Linked DNA regions of Mus musculus: region 2 is linked to region 1. A link is a loop called in an ENCODE intact Hi-C map of the cell type or tissue named here. Cell type or tissue: gastrocnemius. All regions are shown on one strand.

Region 1 (8,000 bases):
ATATGCAACGATAATAATGAAAAGCGCCTTCGGGGCCCAGGAGACAAGAGAAACTGGAATCTATGTCAGAAATGGATGTGAATGGGAGAAGAGTTATCACGCATAACAACCCCCTCCCCAAATCCTCGGAAGGGTAAACATAAAAGAAACGCCTGCCAAAACACATCCCTGTCAAAGAATGAGCCCAAGTCCTTGGTACCAACTCTCCGCCACCTCTTCTCATCTGAAGGCCAAGGAAATCTGCACAGCAGAGAGCGACTGTCCCATTCTGCCCTCAGAGTGACTGTCCCACAGAGCTCACAGAGTGGCAGACATGGCTCCAGTGGCCACACTTGTCTCTGGACACTTGAACCGTGGCTAGCTCTCCTGAAGAAGTGCAGTCTGCTTTCATTGGACTTTGACTCATTTAGACACACATGTGACAGCCACGTGTGGCTGGTGGCTACTCTATTCCACCCACTCAATAAAATCACAACCCAAATTGATCCTTACTTCACTTCTCAAAAACAAAAGGTATTCAGTCAGATGTGGAGCCACACACCTTTAACTCCCTCACTCAGGAGGAAGAGGCAGGAGGAGCTTCGAGGTCAAGGCCAGTGTGGTCTCTAGAGCAGTTCCAGGACAGTCAGAGCTACACAGAAACAAACAAACAAAGACAAAAACCAGCAACAAAACCAAATAACAGCTCCAGGAACTTAACTCATGTCATCAGGCTTTCAAGACAAGCACCTTTACCTGCTGGGCCATCTCGCTGGCCCTTGATTTGGTTTTTGAGTTGGGGGGCTCCTTTTTAGCTCAGGCTAGCCTTGAACTCTGCACTGTCCTATCTACAGCTCCTAAATGCCAAGATTACAGGTCATGTGTCACCGTGCCAAGCATCACAGTCAGTACTTCTCTACAAGTCCCAACGGTGCGACACTCTAGGCCTGTAAGACAAAAGTACATAAAACACTGGAGGAAGTGACTCTGGTGTGCCATTTCCTGTCATTTCATTCTGACTGCCCCAGTGACATTTCTATTACATTGTTGTGTCTTTGTGAACTTCCAGATCATTCTGCATTTGCTAAACTTGAGCGCCACAGTCTCTTCCTTCAATGTTTTGGGAACACTGGAAAGTAAACCCAGGGCCTACTGAGCTTCACCGCTGTCACTCGTCCTGAAGAGGACTCAGATGGCAGGGCACGCATAAAGTGCTGAGCAGCACCTAGCAACTAGTCTAACACCTAACATTTTGCTAATAACAATGGCAAAATATGTCATGGAACAGGATGGTTCTACAATAACGAAGTTGTTCTAGGTCCAAATACTCCATATCTGTCCCACACCCTAGGAGAACCACCGACTGACAGACGGTTGTGAATGAGACATCATAGGACCTTGATCTCTCATCATCCACTGTCAAGATGGGCAGCTCAGTTCTCTAGTAGATGTCCGCTGTGTCCCTTCTCGTGACCTCTGTCACACATATTTACTATACATGGCAGAGCCCCCTGACCCTCTCCAATATCTCAAGACTGAACATGGGTCATCTGTCCCCTGAGAAACGTGGTCAGTACTGAGACACCGTGAGGGCCATGGAAACATTTCGCTGTCTGTTTCACAGTTCCTGTCTCCCGGATCACCCTAGGTCAAGCCCTGCTCCAGTTTCCACAGAGAGGGACTATAGTGGAAAGGGCCTCTGAGAGGCCATGCACCTTTTCTCAGTAATAAGATGGGTGATGCAGGACTCTATTTCTCACAAAAAGGGCAAATCACACTCTCAGCAAAACTGCTCTATGCTTACGCACCCCAACTCTGCCCTGCCTCCCAGAGAAAATGCAGGTGGCTGTCCACAACGGTGACATCCAAAGGGTATTTCCACCAAGCACAGGGTATTTCATATCAGCACACCCAATGGCCCAGAATCCCCTCAGGAATTTCTAGGCAGAAGTTCAGGGAGATTCTGTGAAAGTTGGGGGTTGGGCTTGTTTGTTTGTTTGTTTGTTTGTTTTGTGTTTTTCTTTTTATGGAAAGCACTCAGTGGAGATTGTTCACAATCTCAGGTCTATTCCCCTACGGACATCCCTTCTATGTCGATCTATAAAGATGCAGCATTCATCTTATCCTCTGCAGTCATTTAAGTCTAAATCGACCTAAGGGCTGAGAAGGAGGCTCAGTGAGTAGTGCTTAGTGGGCAACTGTGGGGATCCGAGTTCGAATCTCCAGGATCTACCTAAGCTGGACACAGCACATCTGTAATCTTGGCACTTTTAGAGTAAGACAGGAGCTAGAGGCAGGGGATTCTCAGAAGCTTAACGGCCAGCTGATCTATGCAGCTGTGAACAAGAGTTTTTTGCCTCAGATAAGGGAGAAGGTGAGTAGAGACCCCCCAAACTTACCCTCTAACCTCCCTCTAACATACACATCTGTATATGTACATGCACACACACACACCAATAAAAAATAAGCACATAGTAGCAGTCAGGGACTGCTTCTTGGAGTCCCCTCTACGTATGAAAACATGTCCACTAGTGTCCCAGCTGGGCCCGGAGAACACTGTCTCGTAGCCCCAGGAAACAGTCATATAAGCAATCATCCTGGTTAAGAGATAGGAAAGCTGGGTTGTGAGTTCATCTCCGGCACATTTGTGCGCTTTCTAGGAATGTTGAATGGAACCACCACCCTAGAAAAAGGCCTCGCAATTTTCTCTGTACACTATACACATGTCTTCTGTGATGCGGGTGTTTGTCCAGGAGAATGGGAAAGATGTCCCCAGGAATCTGTGTACAAATGCACAAATATTCATAGCAGTGTTTTTTTTTTCACAAGAACCAACAACTAACACCACCAACAACAATAAAAACTGGATATAACGCATGTACCCAGGAACCGGGGGATATACTAACCAACTGTGGCATGCACACATCACATGAACATAACTCAGACGTAACAAACCTAACAAAACGGAGTTACTGAACCTTATACAGAACTGCAGAACTCCATGTATATGATGTTTAAATCACAGATTAAACAAACCTATAGTAAGACAGAGCAGTGGTTGCCACCGGGAAGATAGGGGCCATGAAGAAACCCAGGTTGATGGTGTATTACCTGTCTTGATAAGAATCGGGTTGCACAGTGCATACATATGTCAAAACAATGTGCAGACTATTCCACTGTTATGTGTGTGTTACTGAACACACATTGAACATGTGAGTTGAGACACTTATAAAGTAACCCTGTACTAAGACTGTAGCTTATTTTAAAATGCATAAAGCAGCACACTGGAGCGATGGATGGTGCCTAGGTGTGCACTAAAGTCAATCCAGCGAAATGTTAGAAAATCTAGGTATGGTGGGTCTTTGTTTTTGTAGCCTAGGCTAGCCTCTAACTCAATTTTCTCCAGCCTCCTCCACCTTCTGGATTCTGAGATTACAGGCGTATGCCACTGTGCCCTCCTAGGTATTTGTATGATCTCTGTTACAACTTTACTATATAATGTTTTGTTTTGTTTTAATGGGGGCTAGGTGTGGTGGTACATATAATCTCAGTGCTTGGAAGGAAGAATCAATGCAAGTTGGAGGCTAACCTGGTCTACATAGTGGTAGATCCAGACCAGTGAGGGCTACACAGGGAAACCTTGCCTCAACAACAACAATAAAAATCGAAAGTGGTATAGAAATATGGGAGTACCCCCTTCTTAGCCTACCAAGTTCACATTTGATAAGGCAGCCATGGCCACCCAGCCATGGGACCACCCAGCTCCATCTCTGACATAAGTGAAGCCTGGAGAAACTCTAGGCACTTTACAGGGATTCCCACCACTCAGCCTGCTTCCCCACATACAAAGCAGTCACTGAAATCAAGCCCCAAAAAACCCTGTTCCAGAGGCAGAGAAAAAAATTCACTGACTAGTAGCCCCAATTTATTCCTGCACCAAATCGATTAGCTAACTACGCAATCTGCCTCATTTGTCCCTTGTCCACGATGGGGGTCGGGGGGACGGGACAAAACGACACAGTGTCCTACCCCACTAATGGAGGCACAGGGAGGCTTCCCCAGCTTGAGGCTGCGATTGCTCGGACCTCATGAAACCTCTACAGAAGGCAGAAGAGTCTGCAAGCTCACTCTAGGTAACACTGCTTAACTGAGGTCAGAGCACAGCACCACACAGCTCGTTGTTTAACCCCTGAGGATGAGTGGCTGGTGACATCTGGTGTCACTTGAACTTCCTCAGAATCCAGCTGGTCAGAAGGTACAAATTAGGAATCCTGGCAGCCACGGGTATGCTGGGTTCAATGGCCCTACCCATGGGTTTGTAGGCCACTCACATTACACCCTGGGCTTCCTTCCTGGAAAAGGCTTATCCTGAGATGACACTCCATAGTAGCCGTTGGGAGACACCTGTTCTGACCTTAACACCACCACCCACTCCCACCCCACCTCCCTGCGCCCCTTCTGAAAACAGCTGTATGAACAGAGGGTCTGTTGCTGGGCAGTTAGGCAGCCACTCATATACAAAGATCTGTGCCAGATTCTTTTTAAAAAATAGTTTTTGTTTGTAAGCCCCTAAACAAACTCACTCACACCACCCACCGCCCACAGGGGGCAGCTGAGAGCCAGCAGCCAACAGGCATCAGGGAGCACGCGCGGGGCTAACCCTGCCCTCTGCGCGATTCTGGCCTCCAAAGACAGTGATGCCAGTAGACCTGGCGCACTCGCCTGACAGTCAGGCTTCTTTAAATACACACTCCCTCCTCCTCGCCCAGACCCCATGCCCATCCTGGTGTGCCCCATGCCTAGAAAAGTGTGTTACAACAAGGCAAGAAAAAAAATCCCCTTTTCAGAGGAGAAAAGCCCCATTTCTGGTGCCTGGGATTTAGCTCTCAGTATTTCCACCGAGTACCCTCCTGCCTGCTCTCAAGAGTCGCACACCTCTTCCCTGGGTCGAGCCCAGGTCTCCGGGTGCACGTGGGCGGTGGCAACTCCCATCTGCTCCGGGCCCAGTACCCACTAAGGCCCCGGGTCCTGACCCACCTGTAGCCTCCAAGCTCCCCTCCGCGTCCTTCTAGCAGACCTCCGCCTGCGAAGCCCAGGACCCCCAGCAGGCGACCTCTCACCCCAACGCTCTCTCGCTTGTTTGTTTTGCTTTTTTTCCCCCTCTTCATCGGGGGAAAAAAAGTTGGCCCAGAATCTGGCGTCCCATCGATCTGTCCCCATCCCCACGCGACCTGCACCAGGGGGCTCGCCTAACAGCTCCGGAGCCCCCGAGGTGCCACGAGGAGCTGTCGCCTGCTCACCCGGATCCCGGGCCAGCAGAGCCAGCGACCCAGGCCTCTGCGCGCCACCTCGCCGGCCCGCCGCACGCCCACCTACCTTAGGGGACCAGCAGCGGTGACCGTGGCGCGGGCGGAGACAGCGTGCTGTGTCCCGGGATGAAAGTTTGTGCCATGCAGAGCAGGGCGGCGCGCGGACGACGCGACCCCGGGGGTGGGGGCAGAGCGCGGGGCGCGGCCGCTCGCTTGTCGTCTGTCCCTCCGGCGCTGGCCGCACAGGTACCTCTCCAGAGCCAGTGGCCGCCGCGCTCCCGCTCGCTGCGCTCTGCGCCCTGCGCGCTCTGATTCCAGCCCCGCCGCCCCCACTCCACCCCGCGCCGCCGCCGCCGCCTCCGCCGCGCGTCCGCCCGCTACACTTCCTCTTCCTCTGAACTCATGTGCAAAATATGCTGTGCTGCATCTTCTTGGGGGAAGCCGAGCGGCCCCTGGCAGCCCCGCACGAGAGACCCGTCCGCCCCGTGCGTCGCCAGCGCCGCGCAACCGGGCTCTCCCTCCCCCTCCCCCTAACCCCACCTCTCTTTCCCAGGCTTGGGTTTTGGGACCTGCTTAGGAGAGCACCAAGGTGGCAGCCAAAATACTGGGAAGGCGACGGCCATCAACGTGCTGATTGATGGCTAGGGCGGGGAGGAGAGCTAGAAAGAGATCCATTCTGGACCCATTCCACAGGTGGGAACGTCCCCAGGCAGCTTCTGCTCCCAGGTTTATCTCTCCGAAAGTAGTGCTTGGGAAGAGAAATAGTACCACTGGCCTCAGCCTCTTTCCCGACTTTATCCAGGTATCCAAAGGTTTGAGATCCTGATGCAATTGGGTCATCTTAGCCTAGCAAAATGGATTCCCCAATGAGAATCCATAAGGCTGTTCCCTAAAACAGGGCTGCTTTACCATAGTGAAAGTGTGAAATCCTGTCTCCTTGAGGCCAGTAAAACAAAACAGAATTACCGTGCAGGGCTTGAGAGCAGGAACCCTAGAGACAAATGGTCAGGATGGATTGCTGCCTTCTGTCCTTACTTCCCAGTGACTGGGGGTGACTTTGGGCCTGTTCATCGGCCAACCAGCACTTCCTTGTGTCTTATTAAATGGAAAATGCTTGGAAGCGTTCTATAATTCTGCGATTATCGTTATTATCATCATTACCATAAGGGGCTGAGATTTAATTGATTACCCTGTTCTGGTTGGGCAAAGAAGGGTCCTTAGGCATTGGAGCTACACGCGGCAGAGGGCTGGCTGATCTAGACCCTGTGTTTTAATGAGGTCCTTCTGGTACTAGAAACATGCGCGAGGGGGGAGGCAGCACTGCCTGTTTACAGGAACTCCTCTTGTGAGAGCTACTCAGGGATTTTCTTCCCTGTGGCCCTCTCCTACTCCCCCCATCACTCTGCCCCTGAATTGTCTTTTTACTCCTCTGCCTATTTACCCACCCCATCCCGGCATTCCGCCCACTTTTCTCCACATTTCCCTATCCCTAGTTCATGTCTGGAAATAATAAGCCAGGACAGGGGTCCAGGGCACCCCAGTGTTGAACATTTATTTATGAAGTCAAAGGGAGGGAGGGTGCCTTTCCGCTAAAGATCCTGCTGAGACCTGGAAATCAGGACTCTTACACCAGTGTTCAGGACCGTTGATGGTCACTACAGAGAGAAAACAGCACCTAACAGAACCTAACAGTGCCAGCCAGTGGTCAACAAGAAATCGCAGGGCATCAAAGAAGAGAGGGACAAGGAGGAGGACAGGGAGAGGCAGAGGCAGAGGGAGAGAGACAAACATGGAGAGACACAGAGAGGAGACAGATTATTTTTAAGCAAGTTCTTTCCACTTATGAATTTTGTGTTTGTAGTTTTATTTTAGGGTGCGTTGGGGGGGTTGGGTTTTTTTTTTGTTTGTTTTGTAAACACCAGTTCCTCGAGGGAACCTTATGCTGACATTTTCCATCTTCTGTCCCTCACTACTGTCCTTAGTACCAACACTGTGTATTTAAATGTCTTTGATGAATTTTTTTCCCTACCTGCTTTTCCATGTTTAAGTTTTGTTTGGCTTTCCCTCTGGAACTCTTGACCTGTCTTTCTATACACCACCACGCTTCCTCTCTGGAACATGGCATTTGATAGACATGCACGCAACGAATTATTATTGTATGTGTGGACTCTACCTTAACAATTACCCTGAATCTTCTCAGTCTCTTTTTTGCTTGTGATACTCGATAAGTAGCCAAGCCTTGGGGTCACCTATGTTGTATAGGAAGAAGCCTGGACTGCTGTGGGCCGGCTGGTTAGGGGACAAACCCTGGGCAGCTGGGCCTTACCTCTAACTGACCTCATCTACCCAGCCTCAACCCCAGAGATGCTGGAACTGGATCCTGGTGGGTTACCTTGGCAACCTCACAGTGTTGTCTGTTAGAATGTCCTAGGGCGGCAGCTTTTAATTCTATCACAGCGGTCTCTTCGGGGGGGTTGTGTAATAGTGCTGTTTCTCTTCTGCTCACACTTCCTTCCCTTATGATTTCACACTAAGTACTTGTGAAGGATGCTGAACACGAGGAAAACCGAGCTATTACTGCACAACAGGTCACAGATGCTCCCAGAACCGGGATCCTGCCTGTGGGAAGCTGATAAAACACAGGTCTGAGCTAATGGGAAAGCTGGGTCCCCTCACACCCTGTGGGGGAAGGAGGAGTTTACCCGGCCTAGA
Region 2 (8,000 bases), 240 kb before region 1:
GGACCAGCCATATGATGGTATAGTATAGAATAGAGGGGGAGGGAGAGGGAGGGGGGGAGGGAGAGGGAGAGGGAGAGAGAGAGAGAGAAGAGAGAAGAGAGACAGAGAGACAGAGAGACAGAGAGACAGAGACAGAGAGTAGAGAATTAAAAGCTTGCCATGAACACATGGAGAGAGGAGAAAGGGGATAGGGAAGGGAGGGGGAGGGAAAAGCCCCAAGAGAGCGGGAGAAAAACAAGAGAACAAGAGAGGGAGGAGGGGCAAGCAGTCTCTTTTATAGTGGGCCAGGCCTACCTGGCTATTGCCAGGTAACTGTGGGGAGGAGTTTATACAGAAAGCTAACAACTTTAATAGTGAAGTCTTTGGGGAGGAAAAGAGTAACTCTTTACAGAGTTGGTTCAGAAGGTCCACAAACATTATTTGTGCATAACTGGAGTTCAATACAGCAATCAGGAAGCAGTTTTATCCTTCGAGGGTTAATTCTGCCCCCCTGGAGCAAAGGAGAAATCTCATTAAAGCCCACAGAGCTCATATGCTCCTTGCACCTTTATAGACATATTCTCCCCAGGTAGCCTCTGGGACATGGAGAAATGAGGCTTTTCAGTGTCTACCTTTAGTTGCTCTGTGAGTTATTCTTGAATGTACAGAAATGTATGCAGTTACACTAGGGAGAATCAGTCAATAAAGCCTGGGGGAAGGCCAGGAGCCATGGAGCCATGACAGCATGGAGACAAGGGGGTCCTTGAAGCTCTGTGGCCAGCCAGTCTGGCCAGTCATTGAACTCTAGATTCAATGAGATTCAATGAGAGAGCTTGTCTGGGGAATTAAGATGAGCAGAAGTCCAGTGGACTTCCCCACTCAAGTGCAGGCCACACTAGTCAGAAGAACAGGGTGTTCTGGGATGGGACCCCAGCAGAATCATCATCAAAGAGAGCAGAGAGGCTTCATCCAGCAACTGATGGGAGCAGAGTCCCACAGCCAAACCTTAGGGGGAGCTCAGGAGTCCTGTGGAGGGGGGGGCACCAGAAGAACAGGGCCCACAGAATCAACTGACTGTGACTCATGGGGGCTCACAGATATCAGGGACCCTGTAGAGGTGTATATGTGTATATGTGACCTAGGTCTTATGCATATATGTAATGGCTCAGTAACTTGGTGTTCTTGTAAGACTCTTTTCCTCCTTCTGGATTACTTTGTCCAGCCTTGATGGAATGGCATGTGGCTGGTCTTACTATACACATGTGCACATACATATACCATACATGTGCACATACATATACCACATGTCTACACATACATATGCCAAACATGCACATATGTATACCACACATATGCACATATATACTACATACATATACCACGCATGTGCATACATATACCACACATGTACACATACATATACTAAGCACATACACAAATGGATTATTCATCTGTGTTTGGTAGTACGTGTAAATTGTTAATATTTTTATTTTTTAAAAAAACTTTATTTTTTTGATTATTGGTACCGGGAATTAGATCTCAGACCTCATATTGCTAGGCACATGGTCTACCAGCTCAGCTACACTCACAGTTGGGTAGGCCTTTTAGGAAACATTTTACTCAGACCCTTCAAGAACAGTTTTCTGGGGGCATCTTAAAATATTAAGTTAATAAGAAAGTTACAAGGGAGCCATGTGGCTTTTCTGTGTAATATTCCAATTTTTCTCTGAGCACATATTACCTAAAATAGAAAAGGAACAACTAACGAGCCATTTATTAATGACAGTTGACATACCTGCCCATTGGACAAATCCTTGATGTGTTTTGTGTGATTAGGGCAGTCAATGAGTGACTTCTTTAGCACTAGGAAGCTTGAGGTTTAGGAGCAGGCGAGGGCAAAGCTGCTAAGTCGCAGAAAGCCACGGTGCCCACGCAAGTCTGCCTGACTCTGGAATCCAGGCTCTCTGTCTTGTGTGATCTGGAGCTTCAGGCAGTGGGAGGAAGCGAGCACAAGCTTTCCCACGGCAGCAAGTCCCCCAGAGACTAGATTGTCGGCATTCTCGGAGGTTCCCATCACCTGGTGGCTCTCCCCTTGTCTGTGGTTCCTATGGCTCTGCCCAGTAGTGTGCTGAACCATGGAACCAGACTATCGGCTTTAAACTCCACTCAGAACCTTTAAAGGAGACGTTAAAGTGACTCTTAAACTTTAGATTTATTCCTTAAAAGGAATGGGAGCATTTTGGCTCCTGAGAGTGTAACAAATGAGATTTACTAGCAGTGAGAGACACTTAAAGTCCTCCTTCTGCCCCCCACCCCCATAAATTTTACCGCTTCATTTAAAAAGTAACAGCAACCAAAGATCTTAACATAAGAGCAGATTTAGAACTAGATCATAACTGTGCAATAAGAATAATATTTTTGATACACCCTCTTGTATGTCAGACCAGGGATGGTTTTTATTGGGGCTATTAAGCTTTCCAGGTGGTTTGAAAGGAGGAGAAAAACTTTACTCTTGTTAGCCAGGTTCTTCCATGAGCATTTCATTTATCCCTCTCAGCTGTTCAATGAGGCTTTGTGTGTGTATGTGTGTGTGTGTGTTTATGTATGTTGTATGTATATAGATGTGTGTTGTGTGTAGTTGTATGAATGTGTGTTGTGTGTGTTATATGTGTGTTGTATGTTTAAGTATTGTGTTTATGTGTGTTTTTATGTGTGTTTGTGTATGTGTTATATGTATGTGTGAAGGTCTGTGTGTTGTATGTGTGTTTATATGTGTGCTATGTGTGAGCGTTGTGGGTATGTGTGTGTTGTATGTATGTGGTGTATACATGGTGTGTGCCTAGGTGTGTGTGGTGTATATGTACATATGTTGCACGTATGTGTATGTATGCATATGTGTGTGTTGTACGTGTGCTGTGTGTGTATGTTGTGTGTGCATGTTGTGTGTATGTGTGTGTTGTATGCATATGTGTGTTGTGTGTATTGTGCATATGTGTATTGTGTGTACTGTGGATATGTGTGCATTGTGTGTGTTATATGTTGTTTGTATGTAGTCTGTATGTATGTTGTGTTTGTGTTGTATGTATGTGTATATTGTGTGTGGTATATGTATGTGTGTGGTAAGTATATGTTTGTGTGTATTGTGTGTTGTGTATCTGTGTATGTGTGATAATGTATGTGTGAGTTATGTGTGTGTTGTGTGTTACCCAAGATTAAACAACAGGATAATATATCATACCTGAGCCGTTTCACTGATTGCAAGACGAAAGCTGTGTGTGGTACTGTGCACCTCTGAGGTTTTCTTACCAGGCACAGTGGTCTGTTGCTTCCTTGATTTGTCTAAAATGGCAGGCGCCATGACTGCTCTGCAGCTCTGTGCTACCTCAGGACTTTCTTGCTCTTTGGGGCATGAATCTTTCCTTCTCTCCCCGGTGGCTCAGGCCCTATCTAACTACAGGCAGGCAGTAGGGCTCTGACTCCGGAGATATCCTGTGCTACCCGCTTCTGCCATCTGTCTCTGCAGCTACCGCTCTACCAGAATCCTAGACTTCAGTTTTCTAAACACACTCCCCAGTTCAACCTCGGCAGCCTTTTTAAAATGTAGATATGGTACTGGAGAGATGCTCAGTGGCTAAGAACACTTGCTGCTCTTGTATAAGACCTAAGTCCAGTGCCCATGTTGAGTGGCTCACAACAGCCCAGGACTCTAGCTCCAGGGGGTCCAAAGCCCCCTTCCAGCCCTCAAGTGTGAAAACCTCCACAAATACACATACACAATTAAAAATAAAAGAAAAATCTTTTTTAAAAAGTATACTATCTGAAGCCCTTGAACATACAAAAGCAGGTAGTGATTTTTTTATTTAAAATTGTTATTACATGTATGTATTTACTGGGAGAGAGGATAGCACATGATATATGTATGCAGTTAAGAGGCCATCTCGCCTGCCTATGTCGCTGTTTCCAATACTTTAGTTCAAGGACTGTCCCTGCGCTGCGGCTTGAAAGGCAGCACTGGTAGTTTTAGTTTTTAAATGACTTTTGCCAGGAGGTGGCGCTCTTGCTCACGATTACTGTTAACACAATTAGGTCTTAGAATTTGAAAAAGAGCAGCTTTTGAGAATTGACTTTTCTTTGTTTTCTAGTTGAGTTGAGAAACAGGCCATTTACACAGCACGGTCTCTAAAGACTTATTCTACTGTAAAAACGTTTACTCTAGCAGTAGGTGTCTAAAACGTTAAGCGGAACAATGTCCACCCGCTACTATTCACAGACTGAATTTAACAGGGTTCAGGTCCCAAGTCACATAATTGTATCATTCTAGCTTTTGGCTGCGCGGAACCATAAGGCGAATCACCGTGGTCAGACAGCAAGGGGCCGTGGGTGGCAGAATGCGAATGTGGAGGGTGTTTCGGGAGATGGCTAACAGCCAAGGAGGAACAGTCGGAAAGGAGCCGGCCACGTGTGGGGAAGGGTTCATGGGGAGGAATAACTGAAAGAGGATTTGCTTAGAGGACTGATTATAAGGAGACTCCCTTCAGTGTGGCGCTAGGGCTCAAACCCGGGGCTCTGTGTGTGTGCACGTGCTTGAAAACAAACATTCTTTCACGGAGCCGCAGCACGCTCTCAATTCCAAATGAGCTTTTTCTTGTGCAAGTGAGACTTGGTTGGCCTTTTCGGCTTCCTGTCATTGTCCTCACCCATTGTCTCTGCCTTTGCAGGAACTTGGTGAGAATTTCAGTACATGGAAAAACTCTCCCTAATCCAGCTGGTGTGTATCCAGAGGTCTTGTGTACTGCTGGGACCAAAATATTGTATTAGACAGCTGTATGCTGAAGAATGCCCAGAATAAATAAGTTCTTCCCCCCTCCTCCCTCTCCCTCTCTCTCTCTCTCTCTCTCTCTCTCTCTCTGATTAACATGCTATTTTCGGTGAAGCAAATCTGATAGAGAAAAATGCATAAGTTTTGCATGAGCTTGAAGGAGACCTTCCTGACTGGAGGGGAAATAGCCAGTAATGCGTTCATTCTCAAGGTTGCCACAACATATCAGTAAGAAACGAGTCTTTTATCTAAAGGCTACTTTGACCAGTTCTTACTTGTCTCACCACCTTAGTGATATGTTTATTGTTTGTCTTCTCCTGCCTATTAGGATCTAAGTTACCTGACGCTCTCTTCATACACGGCCACCAAAGCTGTCATGCTTGCTTCATGCCAAGCCGTTCCTACATGTTATCGCATGGCAAGCTAAATTAACAAAGCTTCATTAATTGGACGGACTAGTCTCCTAGCACTAAATATACTTCAATGAAATGCTTAAGAAGCGCACATTCTATTCTTAGAGTTCGCATAAAGGGAACAGACCAAGATAATATAACATATTAAATGTGGAAGTTTAGGGGTCTGCAAGATGACTCAGGAGCTAAGACTGCTGGTCACCAAGCCTGAAGACCTGTGTTTGAGCCCTGGAACACATATGGCAGAAGGACCTCTAACCTCTACTCACACACCAGGCTGCAAGCACAGAACACACATATGCACATTTAACACAGAGATGGAAAAATAACCCACATAATTTAAAAAAGAATTAGGTGTATGGGTGTTTTGGGGGCACATGTCTCTGTGCACCTCTTGTGTGTTTGACGCCTGCAGAGGCCAAGAGAGCATATTGGATTTCTGGAACTGGAGTTATTGATGGTTGTGAGCTGCCATGTGGGTGCTGGGAATTGGACTCCAGTTCTCTGGAAAAGCAGCCAGAGTGCTATTAACAACTGAGCCATCTCTCCAGTCCCAGAAAAAAAAAAAATTTTTCTTGAAAAGCTGTGGATTTTTTTTTTTTTTTTTAGCAAAGAAGTATTTAAAAACTGGCACAAGAAAATGATACAAGAACAAAAAATGTTTAGCTCTTAAAAAGTAAAGAGGCGTGTGGTTGCCCATGGTTGTAGTTCCCTCATTCAGAGCTGAGGCAGGAGAAGGCCACGTCTGGGGCCAGCCTTGGGATATACAGTGAGTTCAAGGCTGGTCTGGATACTTTGTGAGCTTATCGCACAAAACCAGCCAGGGAAAATGAAGTGCTAAGAACCTTTCTGTTTCTCCCCCCCCCCCCCCCCCAGAGGATAATTTACAAACAAAAGTACTCAGTACCTGTGAGGACGGCTCCAAGAGTTTACAAAGTAGACACACGGGTGCCATCAGCACCGGTGTAAAGAAAGCGTGACTGCTCACTTGCTTTCTAACATGACAGAGTAATTTTGCCGGTCTTTACACACCACATGGCTTCAATCAAAGGGCATGTGTTCTTTGGAATCTAGATGCTTCCATTCAGTATGCCTGCAGCATTCACTTCTAGTACTTTCCATAGACGTGCGCTGCCTCCGCTGTACTGTGCGCTGCATGGATTTAGTTGTTTAGTTGTATTTTAGGTAGCTGCTAGTTTGGTCTCTTAGGAAAAGTATTATTTTTCTGTTGCTTTTAAATATCTGTGACTGTTAAACTTTTATTAATTTGTATTACATTTATTTACTTGTGTGTGTGTGTGTCCATGTATGCACATGTGCGTGTATAGCGTGTACATGGAGGTCAGAGGACAACTTACAGAATCTGTCTCTCCTTCTACCATGAGGATCCCAGATACAGAACTTGGGTTTCAGGCTTGCTGACAAGTGTTGTTACTCTCTGAATCATCTGATAGCCCGAATATTAAACTTTTTTGCTTAGAAACTTCAGTAAATCAGTCTATGTCTTACACTTTGTTTAATTATGTGTATGTTTTAATATTATATATGTAAAACATGTATAATATTATAATATGTATGTATATGCATCACATACGCATATATATTATATATACGTTTTTTGAGAATTTCATATATTTTTCATGCCTGGCCTTTGTTCCCCCATCCATGTGTCCTTTAGTTTCAAACAGATCTTTATAGTTTGTGCTTTATAAGCCTCGGTTTGGTTTACAGCCGGCGCTTTAGCTTTATGTCGACTTACTTTAAGCAGGAGAGTTCTTAGGCTCCTGTGTCATTTGGTTTGATTCTCAGAGACTTGATCTGGTGACAGTTGTTGGTCTGTCAGACTCAGGAGAGGCTGTGTATTGGCCCCAGGACACGCACCACTAGACTGTTAAACGTTTTTAGATGCACAGAGCATCACTGGGAGGTTTGTAGTATTTTGTCCACATCTGCAAGCATGGCTGGTGATTGCGTTCTCTGTGCTTTCTGAGGGTTGTTTGTGATAAAGGGTGGTGTGTGTGTCAAATCAGCTTTACATTGAGTTTTTTCTTTTGGAGAAGTATGTAAAATTAGTTCAGCAGTGTATACCATTTCTAGATATGGGAAAATATACTTTCCCACTGATGAAGACCCTTAATTTTTCTTGAACTTATAGAAATGCTGATTGCGTAAATATGAGGCTTTTAGAATTTCTTTGCAAAAGTGAAATCTCACTAGTTGTAAAGAAAAAAATGGTTTATTTCACCAGCTTGTACTGTGCTTTTTGGGGTGTGAACAGGCAGGGAGACAAAATGGAGCCAATGTTGGCAAGTGTTTAAAGGCCCAGGTAGCAAAGATTTTAGTCTTTATGGGTCAGGGTGCCTCATTTTCAATACTAAACTGTGTCTTTGTGTCATGGACTACCATGACAACGTGTCAGCAAATCAAGGTTGTCATGCCTGATAAAATACCACTCAGTAAAGTGCCCAGTTTGGGCGCATAGGAAGTAGCCATCTGTCTGTCTCTGAGTTAGAGTTGTAATTGTCTTGGGTGTTACTGCTGAAGCACTGGGGACTTTGGAGAGGTTCTTTTGATCCACGTTTAGGATAAAGAAAGGAGAATAGTGTGAAGTCTAATAGTATGATTGGAAAGTTGAGCATTTTCATGCTTAGGAATCAGGAAAGTACAGAGGTCTAATGATAATTTTATAGGAAGAAATTACTAATTTTGGTTGCTCCAAACTGGGAGAAGATGGGAGGTGCTAGAGATTATTATAGACCCAGAGGAAACCCCAACTTCAGAGCAGGGAG

Evidence for each region. Hi-C counts contacts between places; a loop is a spot of excess contacts. Peaks named below come from ENCODE experiments on the same cell type or tissue, not always from the same donor. Only the 100,000 strongest peaks of a DNase experiment are listed, where the experiment ranks them.
Region 2: it touches region 1 in a loop (3-fold over the local background); 16 of 42 quality-filtered maps call a loop at or near these places.

Annotation. Positions count from the first base shown.
Region 1 is chr17:50,184,866-50,192,865 of GRCm38, forward strand. It overlaps Rftn1 (raftlin lipid raft linker 1), which reads right to left and starts at 5,632. Exons shown (of 10, transcript NM_181397.2): 1 at 5,356-5,632. In gastrocnemius, CTCF peaks have their summits at 4,583 and 7,024; DNase peaks (open chromatin) are centred at 4,614, 5,103 and 5,483; H3K4me3 peaks cover 4,085 bases; H3K27ac peaks cover 5,522 bases.
Region 2 is chr17:49,947,673-49,955,672 of GRCm38, forward strand. No RefSeq gene overlaps it. Among named protein-coding and RNA genes, the nearest start is that of Gm52302, 83 kb to the right of the region's middle. In gastrocnemius, a CTCF peak has its summit at 4,017 (motif pointing right); DNase peaks (open chromatin) are centred at 3,691, 4,022 and 4,401; H3K4me3 peaks cover 742 bases; H3K27ac peaks cover 1,805 bases.